Regions from separate parts of the Homo sapiens genome. Here region 1 is linked to region 2. Evidence: chromatin loops called from intact Hi-C (ENCODE). Cell type or tissue: B cell. All regions are shown on one strand. Each heading gives the region's core, and the rest is flanking DNA. Links, peaks and the distances in the headings are about the cores only.

Region 1 (9,385 bases), core at 953-8,952, 170 kb before region 2:
ACTGTCTCAAAAAAAGAAAGCCAGTGGGTGACTTTGCACCCTCAAGACCTTCCCTCACCAGTCAGCTGAGTTTGTCCTCAAACCTGCACCGCTGCTCTTGCTTATTCATACACCTCTACAATTTAAATAAGCACAAAGTTACTCCATGAAAACTAAGTCAAATACTTTGGAAAGGTTCTAGAAGAGGCAGGTTGCAGCTGGGCATGGTGGCTCACGCTCACACCTGTAATCCCAGCACTTTGGGAGGCCAAGGCAGGTGTCCCTTGGGCTCAGGAGCTCTAGACCAGCCTGGGCAACATTGCAAGACCCCATCTCAATATTTTTTTAATTTTGAAATTTTAAATGCAGCAGATTGCCAGGAAATAGCTGTCAAATGATACGAGTGTGATTTGGAAGATAATCTAGAAAGACTTCTTGGCAAGTATCTTAAGTTTTTGTTGACTTTCAAGAAATGAAGGCTGGAAATGAAGGCTGATGCATTAACAGGTGTAGTTAATGCATGAAGGATGACATGAGACTCCAGTCAGCCAACCAGAGCTCAAAAAATCTGCAGTGCCAGGTCCTCAAAAGATGGGCCAAGGAATATGCATTTAAGTGACAATAAAACACGGCCTATGCATAACCCTGTAAAACTTCCTTTAACTAGCTTTTACGATGACCTGCTGGTCCTATTGATGTTCCGTCAGAGGCTTTCTCTCTCTGTCCAGGAGAATGACCTTTCAGACAGGATTGGAAGAAAGGACACACAAGGGAGCACCCACCCAGGCCAAGGGTTGAAGGGGCCAGGGCCCACTGATTGAGAAGGTGTGGTGACAGCCAGATCTTCCGCCAAAAAGTTAAGCCTACACGGCCCTCTGAGCTGAGGGTCCCTCCCCACTGGGGGCCCCCTTACCTGTGCATTTCAGTAGGGTTTCCTTTAGCTCCCGTTTCTCTTTCCGGAGCTGAGCCAGGTGCCCCCGGATTTCTTCCTTCTTCTTTTCAAGCCTCTCCTTCTCCTCTGTGTACCGCTTCACCTCAGCTTCTGTCCGATTCTTGCCAAGCTTGATCTCTACAGACCCAGAGAGGGAAGCCCCAGGTAAGCAGAGCTGGATCATGAGGGCTGTCCCCAGTCTACTCCCCAGGCTCGGATAGAACCTGGGGCTTTGGCACAAAGCCCTGCTAGGCTGGATGCCAGACCTGGACAGGTCCCTCTACCTCTCTGAACTTGTTTCCTAATCTGAAAACGATGGTGTGATGGTTAATATTGAATGTCAACTTGATTGGATTGAAGGATGCAAAGTATTGTTGCTGGGTGTGTCTGTGAGCGTGTTGCCAAAGGAGATTAACATTTGAATCAGTGGACTGGGAGAGGCAGACCCGCTCTCAGTCTGGGTGGGCACCACCTAATCAGCTGCCAGCATGGCTAGAATAAAGCAGGCAGAAGAACATGGAAGGACTTGACTTGCTGAGTCTTCCCCAGCCTTCATCTTTCTCCTGTGCTGGATGCTTCCTGCTCTTGAACATCAGACTCCAAGTTCTTCAGCTTTTGGACTCTTAGACTTACACCAGTGATTTGCCAGGGGCTCTCGGGCCTTTGGCCACAGACTGAAGGCTGCACTGTCGGCTTCCCTACTTTTGAGGCTTTGGGACTTGGACTGATCCACCACTGGCTTCCTTGCTCCTCAACTTGCAGAAGGCCTATCGTGGGACTTGACCTTGTGATCGTGTGAGTCAATTCTCCTTAATAAACGCCCTTTCATATATACATCTATCCTATTAGTTCTGTCCCTCTAGAGAACCCTGACTAATACAGATGGAATCGGGCTAACTTCCCCAAGCACAAGTACCTGCACTGGTCACGCGCAACCTGTCCTTCACAGGTGGGCTGGCACCAGGTGGGGTGGCCACCACGGCATCCGGGCAGCTCGGTGGGAAGGAGATTCTCTGCTGTTCCGTCTGGATTTTGACGGTGGTGATTCTCAGGGAAGGATCCTCTGGCTCCAAACTCTCCAGCTGCTTTGGGGGAAAGCAGACCTGACTCAGCTGGCTGAAGGGGCGCAGGAAGGTGGTCTTGCTGTCCTGCAGGGGAGGCCTGTACCTGTTCTCCCAGGTTCTCTGGACACTTTATGCAGGGCTCATCTGGGGTGGGACCTGGGCCTGAGTCTGCCGGGAGGGCCTCAGTTGCATTGTCCAGGCAGGACAACGTCGGGGAGGAGGCCTGGGCCTGTGCACTGCTGGGGCCATGCAGAAAGGACTTGACAGGTGTGAGGTCCAGGTACACTCGGTCAGATTCTCTCTCATTTGGGTCATCTGCAACAGGGGTGGCTTCCTCGGTAGGCTCCACCTGCAGGAGAGAGTGAGTCTGGGGCATTCAACATTACCTCTACTCCCTCAGCTGTGGAGGGGGTACCAGCCCTGCCTCACAGTTCTGGTGCCCATCTCACAGTGTTCCAAGAGATCTCCCTCCCTGCTGGGGGGGCCACTGGCTGAGTCCTAGATATGTCACTCGAGGTGGAAGACCCAGACAGAGCACTTAACTTCCCTGAACCTTATTTCCTCATCTGTAAAGAGGAAAAGAGCAGCATCTTCCCATAAGGTGGTTAGGATTCAAGGAGATCATCTGCAGGAGGTCCTCAGCTCAGCACAGGGTTCAGTGCCCAAAACGTGGAAGTTGCCATCGGTGTGATCATCCCACTCAACAACCGATTTGGACCTGGAAGCCTACTGGTACCTCCACTCCCAATCCCACCACCACACCCCTAGCCCTGACGAGAGGGGTTCACCGGTGTTTCATCTAGATAAGTCCCCAAGCCAAGCAAACTGCACAGCCTCACATATAGGAGACAGCCTTGTTGCACTTAGGTGTCTGCACTACTGGCCTGGTAGGTGACTCAGAACCCACTCATCTCATCTCAGGGATACTCTAATGATCTCTGGCATCCAGGTGTTGAGGTTGGTAGGAGGAGGGCCTGGAGAGGCCCAGGCCACTGCCTGGCCGGGTCCTTACCGCAGCTGTGAGCTCTGACAGGTCCACGTCGTCATACAGCTCCTCCTGGCGGTCCTGGCTAGGCAGGCCATCGATGTAAGTGTTGGGCTCTGAGAACTTTCTCTGCATCAGTCTGGAAACAGGGCGAGGTGGCACACATGAAGCAGCCGGGGCAGGGTGGTGAAAGCACCAGACTCCAAGGATTCCCAGTGAGGAGTGGTTGCCGTGAAAGTGGTGGCCACACAAGAGATCTGGGGGCTGACACTCACCTCCATGGATCTGAGGGCACCTCCTCCCTCTTTTCCCAGTGCCTTCTTCCTGAAATTCTTGGTTCGAGATTTTCCTCCCAGAAAGACAAGCTTCCCTTGCCCATACGCCTCGTCCTAGGATCCCTTTGCCATCTTCTCCCCCATTCCTCCCTTCTAGGATCTCCTTCCAGCAACCACAACAAAAAACCCCTTCTCATTTCATCTTCACAATACACTTGGGGTGGCGCAGGCCAGACACTATCCCCGTTTGGTCCATGAGAAAACTGATTCTGTTTCAGTGGCTCAGCCGGCTTCCACGAGACTGGCTCTACCACCCTGACCAGAGAACGCCCTCTCCCTCAGCCCTAGTTTGCTCATCTGGAAACAGAAGCACCACCCCCTGACCTGCTTTTCTCCAGGGTGTGCTGGAGACCCAGTGAGGGATTCACCAGAAGGACAAGTAGGAGGTCAGGAAAGGTGACAGCTCTGCCTGGAGGAGCTGGAGAGTCTAACTGCCTCTGAGGATGCCAAAGCTGCCCCCGGGGCCCGAAGCCTGGCTCGGCTCCTTGCTCTTAGCTCAGCTCCTGGCTCTTGGCCGGGCCTCCCTGAGGGCTACTCCTTGGCTTCACATTTTCCTGCTGCTGGGCAGAGTGGGGTGGGACCCTGTGCTCCCTGCTGCCCCTGACTCTGGCTGACCCAGGGCCTACAGCATGGCCAGGAATAAGAGAGTGTACGGAGGAAGGGTCCAAATTACTCACAAGAGAGAGTTTTTGGCCGCACTCACAATACAGGAGACCCTATCGGCATCCACATAGTCGTAGGTGAACTCTTCTGGGTCTGTCTTGGAGCCTGACTCAGAGAGCAGGAGACCCAGCCAGTGGCCCATTTCCTCGGAAGACTTGGCCTGGAACGAGGCCAAGAGAGACATAAGCAGGGCCAGGCAGTGCTGCCTGGTGCCAGCCCCTCCCCACCAGGCCATGACCGTACCCCTACCCCTGAGCCTGCCCACGAAAGCCTCTGTAACAGCCCGGGGCTGTGCTTCTCCTGTTCACCAGCCTATCCCACCCCCCAGTGGCCCCAGATAATATTTCCTGTCGTCAGTGACATCTTGATGCCACCTCAATAATGCTGTGGACTTTTGTCCCAAGGGCCATATGAGATGTATATACATTGTGTTTCTAGGAGGTGAAAACTTATCACCAGGTGGTCACTATTAAAAACTGTTAGTGACCACCTGTTAATTAATAGTTTTTAAAATGATTAAAAAATTGTATGTCTTTTAAGTTGACACTTGTATTTTATGAACAATGCATGTCATTCCCCCAATCCCATATACAACAAGACTTCCTGGATCCCCAAGAAATAACAACATTCAAATTTATTTTGTTCATGGCTTCAGTAAAGTCGGGACATCTTTTAAATACCTTACACTAGCTCAGCTGCTAAATCATCATCAAAATCCCAGTGAATTTGGTATTTTTTTTTCCAGGGGACAATGCATTCTAATCAAATGCATCCATTGGGTACCTCAATTAAAATGTCCACACTGTTTCTTACCTTTATAATGAGAAAAAACTGCCCATTTAATCAAAGCTATAGGTTTATTTTGATGAGGAAAATCAGCCCCCTTTGGTATAACCCATAGCTCCATCACGTTTGCTGCTACATTCTCTTCATCAAAGAGGCCGTGATGAGCAGAATTTGACATTTAGTTGGTTTCCTTTTCCCAGTTTTTTTTTATTTTAAAGACAGAATCTTGTTCTGTCGCCCAGGCTGGAGTGCAGCGGTGGGATCTTGGCTCACTGTAGCCTCTGCCTCCCGGCTTCAAGCAATTCTCCTGTGTCAGCCTCCCAAGTAGCTGGGACTACAGGCGCCCACCACCACACCCAGCTAATTTTTGTATTTTAGTAGAGACAGGGTTTCACCATGTTGGCCAGGCTGGTTTCAAACTCCTGACCTCGGGTGATCCACCTGCCTCAGCCTCCCAAAGTGCTGGGGTTACAGGCGTGGGCCATCATGCCCGGCCCCCACTTAGTTTCAACTGGATTCTAAATACAGCTTTTCATGGGCCTCCCCTAGTCCAGGCTGCGTCTCTGCCCTGGACAGCTGCGACAGCTTCCTAGCAGGTCCCTTCTTGCCCCCTCCGATCCACTCCCACCCCAGTAGCTGGAGGAAGCATCTCAAAACCCCGATCTGAGCTTGCCGCCCTCCCCTGAAAGCCATCAGGGCTCCGTTGCTCCTAGGATCAAGCCCTGTCCCTCCCGCTCCAGCCTGTCACCCAGACCCCAGTACAAGTCTATAGCACCCTCCCCACTTCTTTCCAGCCATTGTAGCCCAGCGATTGGCTGGGTAATTTGCTGAATAACATCACACTCCCAAACTAGGATGTAAGTGCCACAAGGACGGAGTCCATATTGCTCTTGTCCACCATATTCCTGTGCTGAGAAGATGTCTGTTGATGGGGAACCTCTGAATGGATGAATATAAGCTACAAGCTGGACCCTGGGAAGCAATTGCGATGTGGGTCTTTCAGCCACCAGAGGGCAGGATTGGAGCAAAGTTTGGATGAGGACCTCCACATCAAAGACTAAGTGAACGGACATTCACGGGCAAGTGTGTGCTTCCATGCGTGGAAGGGACTCGGTCTCCGCCTGCCGCAGCTTGCAAAGCGTTATGTCACTTCTTATTTTTGTAAACGTAACATCACATCAAAGGGAGGATGGGGAGCGAGAGGAATGTAATTGTATCACAAAGCGAATTTTTTCCCCCAGATAAGCTCTAACAGTGTGGTTTTTACGTACTGGGCCTAGAGGCTCTCCCAGCTGGTGATACCCAAACAAAACAACACCCACTTTGAATCCCCAGCAGCTTTTCCAGTAGCTCAGAGAACTAAAAATACTCCTTCTGCCCTAAGTGCAGGAAGTAGCGCATGGTTCCACTCTTATAACGCAACTACTCTGAGGTCAGAAAAGGAATGGAAATTTTTAAAAATGCAAACAATCTCAGGCAAACGAAGTAAAAATAACACGCGGGGACATTGATTCTCCCTTAGTAGCATTACAGTCCTGGAGACTGGCAGCAAACAGCCACCACCGCCACACCCTGGCTGGCCCTGCTCCCCCTGCAGGCCGGCGGTACCTCAAGCTTGGCCAGCTCCTCGCCCTTGTGGAGGATGCGGAAGGAGTAGAGGTGGTCGGGGCTGGGGTCTGGGACCACCTCGCAGCCCACCAGGCTGAGGGGTTGCTGGGCCACCTTGCTCCGGTTCCGGTCCTGGTAGAAGTGCAGGTGATTGTCCCTGACAGAGCACCAGCGAGACTTCCACTGGCTGTTCACCAGCACGTTCAGGTAACCTGCAGGAGGAAGTGCAGATGCAGGAGGGGACAGGGCTGCAGGAGGGGACGCAGATGCAGGAGGGGGCGGGGCTTCGGGAGGGCACACAGATGCAGGAGGGGGCGGGGCTGCGGGAGGGGAAGCGGATGCGGATGCAAGAGGGGACTGGGCTCCAGGAGGGGACGCAGATGCAGGAGGGGACCGGGCTGCAGGAGGGGACGCAGATGCAGGAGGGGACTGGGCTGCAGGAGGGGACTGGGCTGCAGGAGGGGACGCAGATGAAGGAGGGGGCGGGGCTGCGGGAGGGCATGCAGATAAAGGAGGGGGCGGGGCTGCGGGAGGAGACGTGGATGTGGGAGGGCACGCGGATGCAGGAGGGGATGCGGACGCAGGAGGGGACGGAGCTGCAGGAGGGGTCGCGGATGCAGGAGGGGACTGGGCTGCAGGAGGGAGCGGGGCTGCAGGAGAGAGCGGGGCTGCAGGAGGGGACGGCGCTGCAGAAGGAGATGCAGATGCAGGAGGGGACGCAGATGCAGGAGGGGACGCAGGTGCAGGAGGGGACGCAGATGCAGGAGGGGACGGGGCTGCAGGAGGAGATGCAGGAGGGGGTGCAGGTACAGGAGGGGTTGGGGCTGCAGGAGGGGACACAGATGCAGGAGGGGGCGCAGATGCAGGAGGCGACGGGGCTGCAGAAGGAGATGCAGATGCAGGAGGGGATGCAGATGCAGGAGGAGATGCAGATGCAGGAGGGGATGCAGGTGCAGGAGGGGACGGGGCTGCAGGAGGGAGCGGGGCTGGAGGGGACGGGGCTACAGGAGGAGATGCAGATGCAGGAGGGGGTGCACGTACAGGACTGGTCGGGGCTGCAGGAGGGGACGCAGATGCAGGAGGCGTCGGGGCTGCAGGAGGGGAGGCAGATCCAGGAGGGGACGCGGGTGCAGGAGGGGACGCGGGTGCAGGAGGGGGCGCAGGGGCAGGAGGGGACGCGGGTGCAGGAGGGGACACAGGTGCAGGAGGGGACGGGGCTGCAGGAGGAGATGCAGATGCAGGGGGGGTGCAGGTACAGGAGGGGTCGGGGCTGCAGGAGGGGACGCAGATGCAGGAGGGGACGCAGATGCAGGAGGGGACACAGATGCAGAAGGGGGCGCAGATGCANGAAGCGACGGGGCTGCAGAAGGAGATGCAGATGCAGGAAGGGATGCAGATGCCTGGAGGGATGCAGGTGCAGGAGGGGACGGGGCTGCAGGACGGGATGGGGCTGCAGGAGGGAGCGGGGCTGCAGGAGGGGATGGGGCTACAGGAGGAGATGCAGATGCAGGAGGGGGTGCACGTACAGGACTGGTCGGGGCTGCAGGAGGGGACGCAGATGCAGGAGGCGTCGGGGCTGCAGGAGGGGACGCAGATCCAGGAGGGGACGCGGGGGCAGGAGGGGACGCGGGGGCAGGAGGGGATGCGGGGGCAGGAGGGCATGGGTGTCTAGGTGTGTCCTATGCTGGCACTGCCTCTAGGCTTCCTTAGAGTCCCCCAGATTCTCAGCTTCAGAACCCATCAGACACCTTCCCTGTCCTAAGGGATTGGAAGCTGCCCTGAGCTTTGGCTGGCTGAACCAGGCAATAGCGTGAAAATGCACAGCTACCTTCCTGCCTGGCCCAGTGGGGATCATGCATATCGCCAAGCCACATTAACACAAAGTGGAAGAATTAGAGACCAGGACTGAGATGACACACACACCCGTCACAATCCTCTGGACCACAGAGAACTTTGGATCATGAGAGGTGGGATCTCAGATCATTAAGCACCCCCAGTCCTGGGAAGGAGAGCAGCTGTATTCTCTCTCAGCCCTCCCCTAGCCGCAGGAAGCATACTTCACTGCTGAGTAGACATCCAGCAATCACCCAGCCACATCTCTTAAACAGTGACTCACAGGGACTGAGCTCCCAGGCCAAACATCATGCCCCCTGAGGCCACTGCCTGGCACCCTGGCTGGAGAAGCCGGAGAATGCAAAGACACACCTCCTAGCCCACCCCCACCACCCTGCCAGCCTCAAAACACAAGAAAACTCAACTGGGACTCAGGAAGGGAACCCAGAGATGGGACAATAATGGCCTTCAGGCCCCTGGAAGGATGACCCCCAATGTGGGACCCGCTTGGGGATCAAGATACCAGGCCCACCCCAAGATATTTCCCAAGAAAGGCTTGTCGCTCCTCCTAACCTCAGTTTCCCTGAGTATGAGCTAAGGCTGTAGAGATGACCTCTAAGAGCCTACCTGCACCCATACCCTCTGCACCAGTACAGGGTTCTCATTGTCCCCTTCATAGTCTCGGTTGTTCCCATTTCAGAGTCATTGCTCCTGTCCACAAGCACCATTCCAGCCCATTCCACTCCTACATGCCCCTCAAGGCTCAGGTCCACAAAGCTATCTCTGACCACAGGGCAAGAAAAGTTCTCTCTGTCCCTGAGTCCTGATAGCTACGAAGATGGCACAGTGCGTGCTTATGGGTATAAAATCATCACCTCCCTCAGGCAGGCTGTGAGCTCTCAGTACTGTGCCTGCCATCCTTCTGCTTGGTCCCCTTTTAGCAAGGTCCCTGCTATATACCCTGTAAATATAGATCAAATGAACATCATTTTTAAAAGAATACTAGGAGGACACCAATCAGTTACCCTTCACTTCCACAAAGGCCCCAACATTGCAGCAAGAGAGAGTTGGATCAGGCATAAAGAACTGCCTGCAGTAACAACAGACGGGAACCTGAGGGCTGCAGGCTCTCCATTCCTAGAGATGTTTACGGAAGACCTAAAACCCCCTGCCTTCGCTGTCTGAGCTCGCCTTCCTGCAG
Region 2 (9,385 bases), core at 625-8,624:
ATGACATGCGAATTCAATGGAATATCATAGCACCACTAAAATGTCACCTATCTCCAAATCTAGAAAAGGATATATTAGGTAATAAGTACAAAAAACCACATGCACACACACAATATAAAACTGTCTAAAGAGTTGAAAGAGTACAAAGAATATTTTACATTTTAGGAATCTGTTGTCCTATGAAATTTCTACTAGCACAATAAAAGTAAAAAGTTTGAAAGAATGCATTAATAACGACTAAATGAACACCTCAGTAACCATAGCTTTGTGGAATTTGAGAGCAAATGGCAAGGGGAAACTTTGGCTTGATACTAGTTGTCTATAACAATAAATTAAATAAAACAACAACAAAACAAAAAGTCCCCAGATTATGTGCTTCAAGCTTGCACAGTTGGTCAATAGAAATTAATTCTTCATAAATTCAATGCAAATTATTAGAATATAGGTAGAAATTAATAATTCATAGCAGTCATAAACCATGAAAATATTATGGTATTTTTACTACTTTGAATTACAGAGATTCCCTAAAAGTAGTCCAGTTTCATAATATCCAGAAAGTTGCTTGGTTTTAGGATCAGATGATTGATTTCAGACTAAACAGAGTAACCTCCCATCAAGATGGCTCTGCTTATAGAATACGCCATGATGGCTGTTGGCCATTTCAGTATATTAGGGTTCAGAAAAATTAATTATAGATGCGGACAAAGAGCCCCACATTGGGACAAGTGACTTATGTTCCTGCAGACACTTTGCTTCCACTTACAGGCACAGACACAGATTAAAGTGAGGCCATTTTTACTCCCTGGTCTCCAATTTAAGAGAAATATATTGCTGTGTCTTAGAGTCTCCTCTTTCACGGAGGTAATCCCCAAAGCCACCATAACCCCACATGCAGTTTTTCTGTTCTTTTGTATGTTATGTTCTTTTTCAAAAATCCCAGTCTAGGGAAGGGCCAAGCAATTCTCAAATTCCACCCATTAAAATGATAAAAAGAAATGGTACTTACTTCTGCTGATGGAGTAGGAGACAAAGTCCTCGGAGACTAGAAAAATAAAAGAGAATTTAAAGTCACAATGTTTGTTAACTCTTTGCCGTTTTGTTTGTTTGTTTGTTTGTTTGAGATGGAGTCTCGCTCTGTCGCCCAGGCTGGAGTGCAGTGGCGCAATCTCGGTTTACTGCAATCTCCGCCTCCCAGGTTCAAGCGATTCTCCTGCCTCAGCCTCCCAAGTAGCTGGGACTACAGGCGCCGCCACCACCCCCAGCTACTTTTTTTGTATTTTTAGTAGAGATGGGGTTTCACTGCGTTAGTCAGGATGGTCTCTATCTTCTGACCTCATGATCCGCCCCCCTTAGCCTCCCAAAGTTTTGGGATTACAGGCGTGAGCCACCGCGCCTGGCCTCTTTGCCAGTTTTAATTAGAGTTGTTTATCAGAGTCAGCTGTAAATATTAGCCAACATGTACCTGCCAGCATCCCTCCACATCTCCCTGTCTTCTGATCAGGTACAAATGCATCTGCCATGGGGCTCAGACAGGTAGACTCTGACAAAGTTCCGGGGAGATTCTGGTGCACATCTCTGCCTAAGAACCATGAATAGGCCGGGTGCGGTGGCTCACGTCTGTAATCCCAGCACTTTGGGAGGCTGAGGCTGGCGGACCACAAGGTCAGGAGATCGAGACCATCCTGGCTAACATGGTGAAACCCCGTCTCTACTAAAAACTACAAAAAATTAGCCAGGCGCGGTGGCGGGCGCCTGTAGTCCCAGCTACTTGGGAGGCTGAGGCAGGAGAATGGCGTGAACCCGGAAGGCGAAGCTTGCAGTGAGCCGAGATCACGCCACTGCACTCCAGCCTGGGAGACAGAGCGAGACTCTGTCTCAAAAAAAAAAAAAAAAAAAAAAGAACCATGACTAGATATGATTGTGATACATACTTAGGTGATTAAGCTAGACAAGTTGGAACCATTTCCCTTATATATTCAAACTACGCTCATTTTACTATGATGAGTTACAGCATCTACTGAAACATAGGATCTTGTTCACATGGTTGTTGACTAAATTACAACCACAGCAATCACCATAAAATAGTTTGATAACTAAAATAGGACTTTGGTGACCAGGCATGGGGCATCCTGCCTTGGCTGCATCGCCAATCTCACTATCATTCACCTCGCCAATCTCACTATCATTCACCTCTGGCTTCCATCCTCCTAGGCACACAGGCTTCCTTGGGGCCATCAACAGGCCAAGCTTTCTGTCACCTCAGGGCCTTTGCACTTGCTGTCTCTTCTGCTGCCAGTGCTTTTCACCCAGACACCTGCAGGGCTCATTCCCTGTCAGCGCTGATGTCTCTGCTCAAACCCACTGTCACACAGCATCTCCGTGACCATTCTGTCCAGAGGAGCAACCCAGCCCCTGGTACGCTTTCTCTTTACTCTGCTTCATTTCTCCTCAGAGCCCTACCACTCTGTAAAATTATATTACATATCTGTTTCTTTACTGTCTGTCTCCCACGTGATGCCACAAGCTCCATGAGGGCAAGGACTGTTTGTTTACAACTACATATTCCCAGTGATGACAGCAGCTCCTGGGACACAGTAGTTGCTCAAGTATTTTCCAGATGAATAAAATGTTTACAATTAAAATGCAAAAAGCTTTCAAATAGAAATGAAATTCAAACAGAGCTATGGAGAACACAGCCAGGGGTGGACTTCTCAGTTTTAGAATTTGCCCTTTTCCCCACATTCTATAGTAAGTGGGCGGACTGTCTGTATTCTAAGCCTTCACAAGCTCCAGGGTCTCCTCTGCAGCTACAGCCTGTCTCTAGGGGGTCTCAGCTGGGTGAAGGCTGGTCTCAAGGTCAGGGCCCAGGTCTGCACCTGCACTGACAGCAAGGCCCTGGAGGCACCAATGGCTGCACAGAACTAATCTGACTCTTGCAGTGTTTCTTAAATGGCAATATGTATAAAGGCCAGGTGCGGTGGCTCACACCTGTAATCCCAGCACCTTGTGAGGCCAAGGCGGGTGGATCACTTGAGGTCAGGAGTTCACGACCAGCCTGGCCAACATGGAGAAACCCCAACTCTACTGAAAATACAAAAATTAGCCCAGCATGGTGGCACATGCCCGTAGTCTCAGCTACTTGGGAAGCTGAGGCAGCAGAACTGCTTGAACCTGGGAGGCAGAGGTTGCAGTGAGCCAAGATTGCACCACTACACTCCAGCTGGGTGACAGAGTGAGACTCCACCTCAAAAAAAAAAAAAAAAAAAAAAGGCAATATGTATATGAGGTCTATAAAAGAAGTGTGTTAAACTTTAATGGAATAAATAATAGAACAGCTTGTAAATTTCTCTCAGTTGCAAGATGCAAGTATTGGGAAAGAGTTCACTAATATATCTGATTTCTGATCCCAGGGGCACCCTCTATGCATAGAGAAAACCATGGGACATAATTCCAGGTTATGACAGTAAGTATGCTGATTACGAGAGTAGCCAGCATTTTTCTTAAGCACTTATTATGTGCCCAGTACTGTTCTAATGTAAATAGCTCACTTACTCTTTACAGAAAACTTCTAGCATAGGTATTCTTGTTCTCTATCTTGAGTTTGCAGATAAGGAGATTGAGGTATATAATTTCCCCAAAGTTATGTGGTTAGTCAGCATCGGTCTGGTTTTTCTTTTTTTCTTTTTTTGTGGTGGTGGTTTTTGTTTTGTTTGCTTTGTTTTGTTTTTGAGACAGGGTGTCACTCTATCACCCAGGCCGGAGTACAATGGCATGATCATGGCTCAATGCAGCCTCAACCTCCTGGGCTCAAGTGATCCTCCCATCTCAGCCTCCCAAGTTGCTGGGACTACAGGCGTGTGCCATCATTCCTGGCTAATTTTTGTATTTTTTTTCTGTAGAGATGGAATTTTGGTATGTTGTCCAGGCTGGTCTCAAACTCTTGGTCTCAAGCAATCCACCCACCTTGGCCTTGGCCTCCTAAAGTGCTGGTATTACGGACATGAGTCACCATGTCTGGCAGAGTCTGGTTTTAAATGCAGAGATTTTCACCTCAAAGCCCAAACTCTTGAGTGCTTAATGTTTTACTGCCTTGATGGAGCTGCTGGGAAACGCACACAGACACGTACACTGCACACCATGAACCCCAAATCCTTAACACCATTAAAAAAACTCACATCCCCTTGCTTGTATGGGTTAAACATTAGTAAATTCTCATCCACAGGGTCCAAGGCCAATCTCTATGCACTTTGTTCAGGAACTTCCCCTCGCCTCTTATGCCCTACGAAACTCTGTGGGGTTCAATGGCAACTGACAACCCGGGCCAATGCACCTGCGCTTGAGAGCGGCCGCAAGTGCAGCTACAGCTAAGTGACCACTAGGTGGCACTACATGAAAATGGATATCACTTCCTGCCACAGGGACCTTTTCCACGCAGAGCTATGCTCTGGAATAAAACCCAGATTAGAAAGTAAATAAATAAAAGGAACAATATATATAAAATAAAAAATAAACATAAATATAATTATCAAATAATATTATACATCTGGAATTGAGAACAATTAAACAGAATCACATTTTCATGCCTTTTCTTCTCCAAGACCTCAAAGCACTGTGAGATGCTAGATTGTTTATATTCTGTTTTAACCTTTGTTGAATAGCTGATTTGTCAGCTATTTGTTAACATCTTTGTGGACTAAAATCAGTCTACAGATGATTCTAATTCAAAAAATAAAAGAGAAAAAAATGAGAGTGAGCCGATTGGCCAGGGGAAACGGACTTGGGTAGGAAGCGACCACAGAGAACCTTCAACCCTGAGATGGGACCGGGGAGGGGAGGACCCCAAGGGGCTGAGAGGCTCTGGTCCCGCAGCAGATGGGTCTGCAGGCCGAGTATTAACGAGCCCCAAGAGGACAGGTAGCAACAATGGTAGAAATTGCCACATGCTCAGTATTTCCCCCAAGTCTGGCCTCTGATAATTGCTTTACATAGATTAGCTTGCTTAATCCTCACTAACACCCTATGAGGTAGATTCTATCATCACCCTATCTGTTTTACAGATGAAGAAACTAGGACCATTTTTCTTATTTTTTTAATATATATAGATGAGGTCTCAACTATGTTGTCCAGGGTGGTCTTCAACTCCTGGCCTGAAGCAATCCTCCGGCCCTCAGCCTCCCAAAATGTTGGGATTACAGGTATGAGCACTGTACCTGGTCCAGGAAACTAGCAGCAGAATGGCTGTCACATGGTCAAAGTCAAACAATCGGCATGTGGTGATCCCTGGGTTGAGACCAGGTAATTTGATTCCAGAATGCTGGCTCACACTCCTGTGCTAGACTGTTGCCCCATGCGCTCTACTTTATTTTTTCTTTCACATGCTAACTTTCTTAAGTTGCTGAAAACTGTAATTACCAAAATTTAGGGGGTGTGTTCTCTCTCCTCATGATGCCATGAATATACTTAAAGCTTATCACTAGACTAAGACCCCCAGGAGACCCTCACTCCCTTATTTGCTCTGCCCAGCTCACACAATCCCCACCCCCTCCCCACCTCCCGACAGCTTCCATCCCAGCATGCTAATGTTTAGCTGGTCTTCACTGTTGTTTGATGTGCCATTGTTCTGTTCTCCCACTTCTCATGATGGGCTTCTGAATACCTCAAAGCACCTGGTCTAGAAATCTGCAAATACTAGGCAGACAAAAGACCACCTGATTTACCTGAACTCCAAATGGTAGTTATTACAAATGTGACAAAAGGGAAGGTAAATTGTTGTACAACTCACAACCAGTAGGAATGTATTACCTCTCCAAGGCTCTGTCTCTCCTGTTTGTCATCATAGCCCGAAGTGTAGAAAGGCTCATAGGTAATAAGATCTGGACGTTCAATGTCATAAATTGCCTTGACCTTCGGAATGGCTGCTAAATCCTTGTAATCCAGGATCTCATTGTCTACTTTTGCCTGGCAAAGTTAACCAGAAAGAACAATTACCTTGTAGTCTGACTGCTTTAGGAAACTGTAGTTGGCGCATTTCCTGTTGTTTAAAAAGTGAAGGCCTTAAAATAAACAAAAACCAAAACATCTTGCCTAACACAGTTATACTCTTCAGAAGTTGCCCTTTATACCATATATTAATCATGTTTTTTTAAAAAAGTCACTGAACGCTTAGGAAAAAATCTGTGTAGAATTCATGAAATAGATAAATGTGCAAACCTTAAGGATAATTTCCTGAATTTATGATAGTAAAGGAAAAAGCTCAAACAGATGGTCCAATAATCCTCTCAGATGGCTAAAAACAAGAACTGCATAATTAATAAACTAAATATTTAAATATCTTTGTGGTAGAATTTAGGAACACTCAGTATCAGCTTCATAAAATATATATTTAATCCCCAAATATCTATATGCAATTTAGGTGCAAGAATTTTTTTTTTTGAGACGGAGTCTTAGGTGCAAGAATTTTTTAAGTCCCGCAACATATTACTACATTTTACAGGTCGTCTGATCACTCTGTTGATGGTCACATAAATGTAATTACCTAAAGGTAAAAGTGATTGAGGAGACTGTTCTACAAAAATGAAAATCAGGTCTCATAACAAAAATAGAAATCACTTTGAATCAGTTTTTGTTTTGGATTACCCATTCTGCTATTACAATCCACTAATTTACCTGTCCCAGAAATGTCACTTCCAGAAGTAGATACTTACATAGATAGTATGACCTGGTGAGCCAGGAATACTGGAGCCTGGCCTAGAATAAATACTTTCCGAGGATGTCCTGGTAGGCTGTAAAATAAACAGTGACTTGTAAGACTTCGGACCCTGGCTTCAGAATCTAGACTGTCCTGGGCCCTTAAGCTTTACTAAAAACTCAGCTAGTGAAAAAAAGAAACACTTATCACCTTTTTGAATAAGGTAAAATACAACCTAGAAGGAAAGGTAAATGCAAACTAGTTGTACGATCCAGTTTTGAAAAGGCATGGGGAGGCCTTTCTCTGGCCCTTCCTGCTCCTTGTCCCCTACGAGAATTTCTGGTTTACCTTTGAGCACACCTCAAAGCTTCCCATTTCTCTCCCTCTCTACTGCCGTAGTCCCAGCCCCAGTCACCACCTCCATTCATCCAGATTATTGCAATGGCCTCCCTGTGAGTTTTCTGCCTTCTCCCCTCCCTTCTTCAAATCAAATCCACCTGGCAGGCAATGGATAGAGAGACCTTTTTTTTTTTTTTGAGACGGAGTCTCACTCTGTCGCCCAGGCTGGAGTGCAGTGGTGCGATCTTGGCTCACTGCAAGCTCCGCCTCCCAGGTTCACACTTTTCTCCTGCCTCAGCCTCCCGAGTAGCTAGAACTACAGGCACCTGCCACCATGCCCGGCTAATTTTTTGTATTTTTAGTAGAGACAGGGTTTCACCGTGTTAGCCAGGATGGTCTTGATCTCCTGACCTCGTGATCTGCCCGCCTCCACCTCCCCAAGTGCTGGGATTACAGGCGTGAGCCACCGCACTCAGCCGAGAGACCTTTCAAGAACATAATTTGGATGGTCACTACTCTGCTTTTGTCTCCAGCATTGATATAGTTTGGCTGTGTCTCCACCCACGTTTCACCTTGAATTGTAATAATCCCCACGTGTCAAGGATAGGTCCAGGTGGAGATAATTGAATCATGGGGCAGTTTCCCCCATACTATTCTTGTGATAGTGAATAAGTCTCACGAGACTGATGATTTTATAAATGGGAGTTTCCCTGCACAAGCTCTCTTGCCTGCCACCACGTAAGACATGACTTTGTTTCTTATTTGCCTTCTGCCATGATTGTGAGGCCTCCCCAGCCATGTGGAACTGGAGTCCATTAAGCCACTTTCCTTTATAAATTACCCAGTCTTGGGTATATGTCTACTAGCGGCATGAGAACAGACCTAACAGAAGCATCCATTCAGAATAAAATCACAACAACCAGGGCCTCAGGATTCTATCCCTGCCTTCCCCTCCTACCTCGTCTCTCACCTGTCATCACTCACAGAACACAGCGCACAAAGCTGCCTCGGAGTTCTCATCCTCGCTTACTGCTCCCTCTGCCTGAAATGCCCTAGCTCCCAATTTTACTTGGATGATTCTCTTCCTTCAGTCTTGGCTTAAATATCACCTCCTCAGAGAGGACCTCCCTGATTCAATCCAGAGTTGGTTCCCCATGTTGTTTTCTCTCATAGTGTCATTCTTTTTTCCTTCATGAGTAAAATGTGTAATTATATATTTATTGTTTTCCTTGCATCGTGTCTGTCTCCCTCATTAACTTTAGTCATGCTCTCTGCCCTCATAGAGTTTATTTTTTAACCACTGTCTATACCCAATGCTTTCCACAGGTACACAGAAGGCACAAATCCTAGTTGAGGGAATGAGCTAGAATTTATTACTTGTAAACAAATACTTAGTTTGCAGACACTTGACTTATGTTAATTACACGATTTGAGCCTAACTATATAGAGAGTCACTGAGGTAAGGCTGGTGGGTCGGCCTTTGGGAAGGATGAAAGAAACTGGACTTCATAGTATATACCTGAAGAACGTGGAGAGTGAGAGGTGGTTATGTGAGCAGGAAGGAAACTTATGAACTAGGATCAGCTGCCTCCTGCTTCTGTTTAACATATTCTGGAAAGCTCTGCAGAGAAAACTCAAGGCCTCATTTTGGAACACTTCCTCCCCTCTGTTGCAGCCATTTCCTAAAGAGAGTAACTTATAGTTCTACAATAGGAATAAGACCTTGCCTTCTCAGTAGTTTCTATTGGTGTTTAATACCTTGAATGTGGGCACCACTGAGCCAAAGAAACTCCTTCAGACAAGGGTGTTGTCTCACTATGCTGTTCACAGTTGAAGCAATGAAGGCAAACATATCTGGCCAATTCAGGTCAGGCAGTGATTTGACTCATTGCTGGAAGACTGTGATCAGTCTTTTTCAGCCAATGCCCCTGGTATCTTTGAGATGCTAGGGTGGAAGTGGCTGGGAGAAATCACACCACACCCAGGTGGAGGTGCACCAGGTGCATCACTTCTGGGCCTCCTCCCCAGGACCTGCCGTGCACAAGCGCTTTCCTGCTAGAGTTATACCAATCACAGGCATATCTCAATATGAGAAAATTCTACCTCTGAGTATGTTGAAAAAGGAAAGACTCACATAACACTATTCAAGAAATGTGCAGGCTGGGCGCAGTGGCTCACACCTGTAATCCCAGCACTTTGGGAGGCCGAGGCGGGTGGATCACCTGAGGTCAGGAGTTTGAGACCAGCCTGGCCAACATGGTGAAACCCCATCTCTACTAAAAATACAATAAAATTAACTGGGTGTGGTGGCAGGCACCTGTAATCCCAGCTACTTGGGAGGCTGAGGTAGGAGAATCG

What was found. Hi-C counts contacts between places; a loop is a spot of excess contacts. Peaks named below come from ENCODE experiments on the same cell type or tissue, not always from the same donor. Only the 100,000 strongest peaks of a DNase experiment are listed, where the experiment ranks them.
Region 1: it touches region 2 in a loop (18-fold over the local background); 14 of 110 quality-filtered maps call a loop at or near these places.

The regions. Positions count from the first base shown.
Region 1 is chr10:114,298,368-114,307,752 of GRCh38, forward strand. AFAP1L2 (actin filament associated protein 1 like 2) reads right to left here. Exons shown (of 19, transcript NM_001001936.3): 11 at 6,352-6,563; 12 at 3,972-4,117; 13 at 2,987-3,098; 14 at 2,078-2,323; 15 at 1,827-1,995; 16 at 893-1,048. Among named protein-coding and RNA genes, the nearest start is that of VWA2, 64 kb to the left of the region's middle. RefSeq lists a silencer at 6,602-6,651. In B cell, for the core only: CTCF peaks have their summits at 5,753 (motif pointing right), 5,953 and 6,153; DNase peaks (open chromatin) are centred at 5,764 and 6,594; H3K4me3 peaks cover 1,323 bases; H3K27ac peaks cover 276 bases.
Region 2 is chr10:114,467,175-114,476,559 of GRCh38, forward strand. It overlaps ABLIM1 (actin binding LIM protein 1), which reads right to left. Exons shown (of 23, transcript NM_002313.7): 9 at 6,705-6,782; 10 at 5,803-5,958; 11 at 1,007-1,042. Among named protein-coding and RNA genes, the nearest start is that of AFAP1L2, 67 kb to the left of the region's middle. In B cell, for the core only: CTCF peaks have their summits at 4,387 (motif pointing right) and 4,587; a DNase peak (open chromatin) is centred at 4,357; H3K27ac peaks cover 940 bases.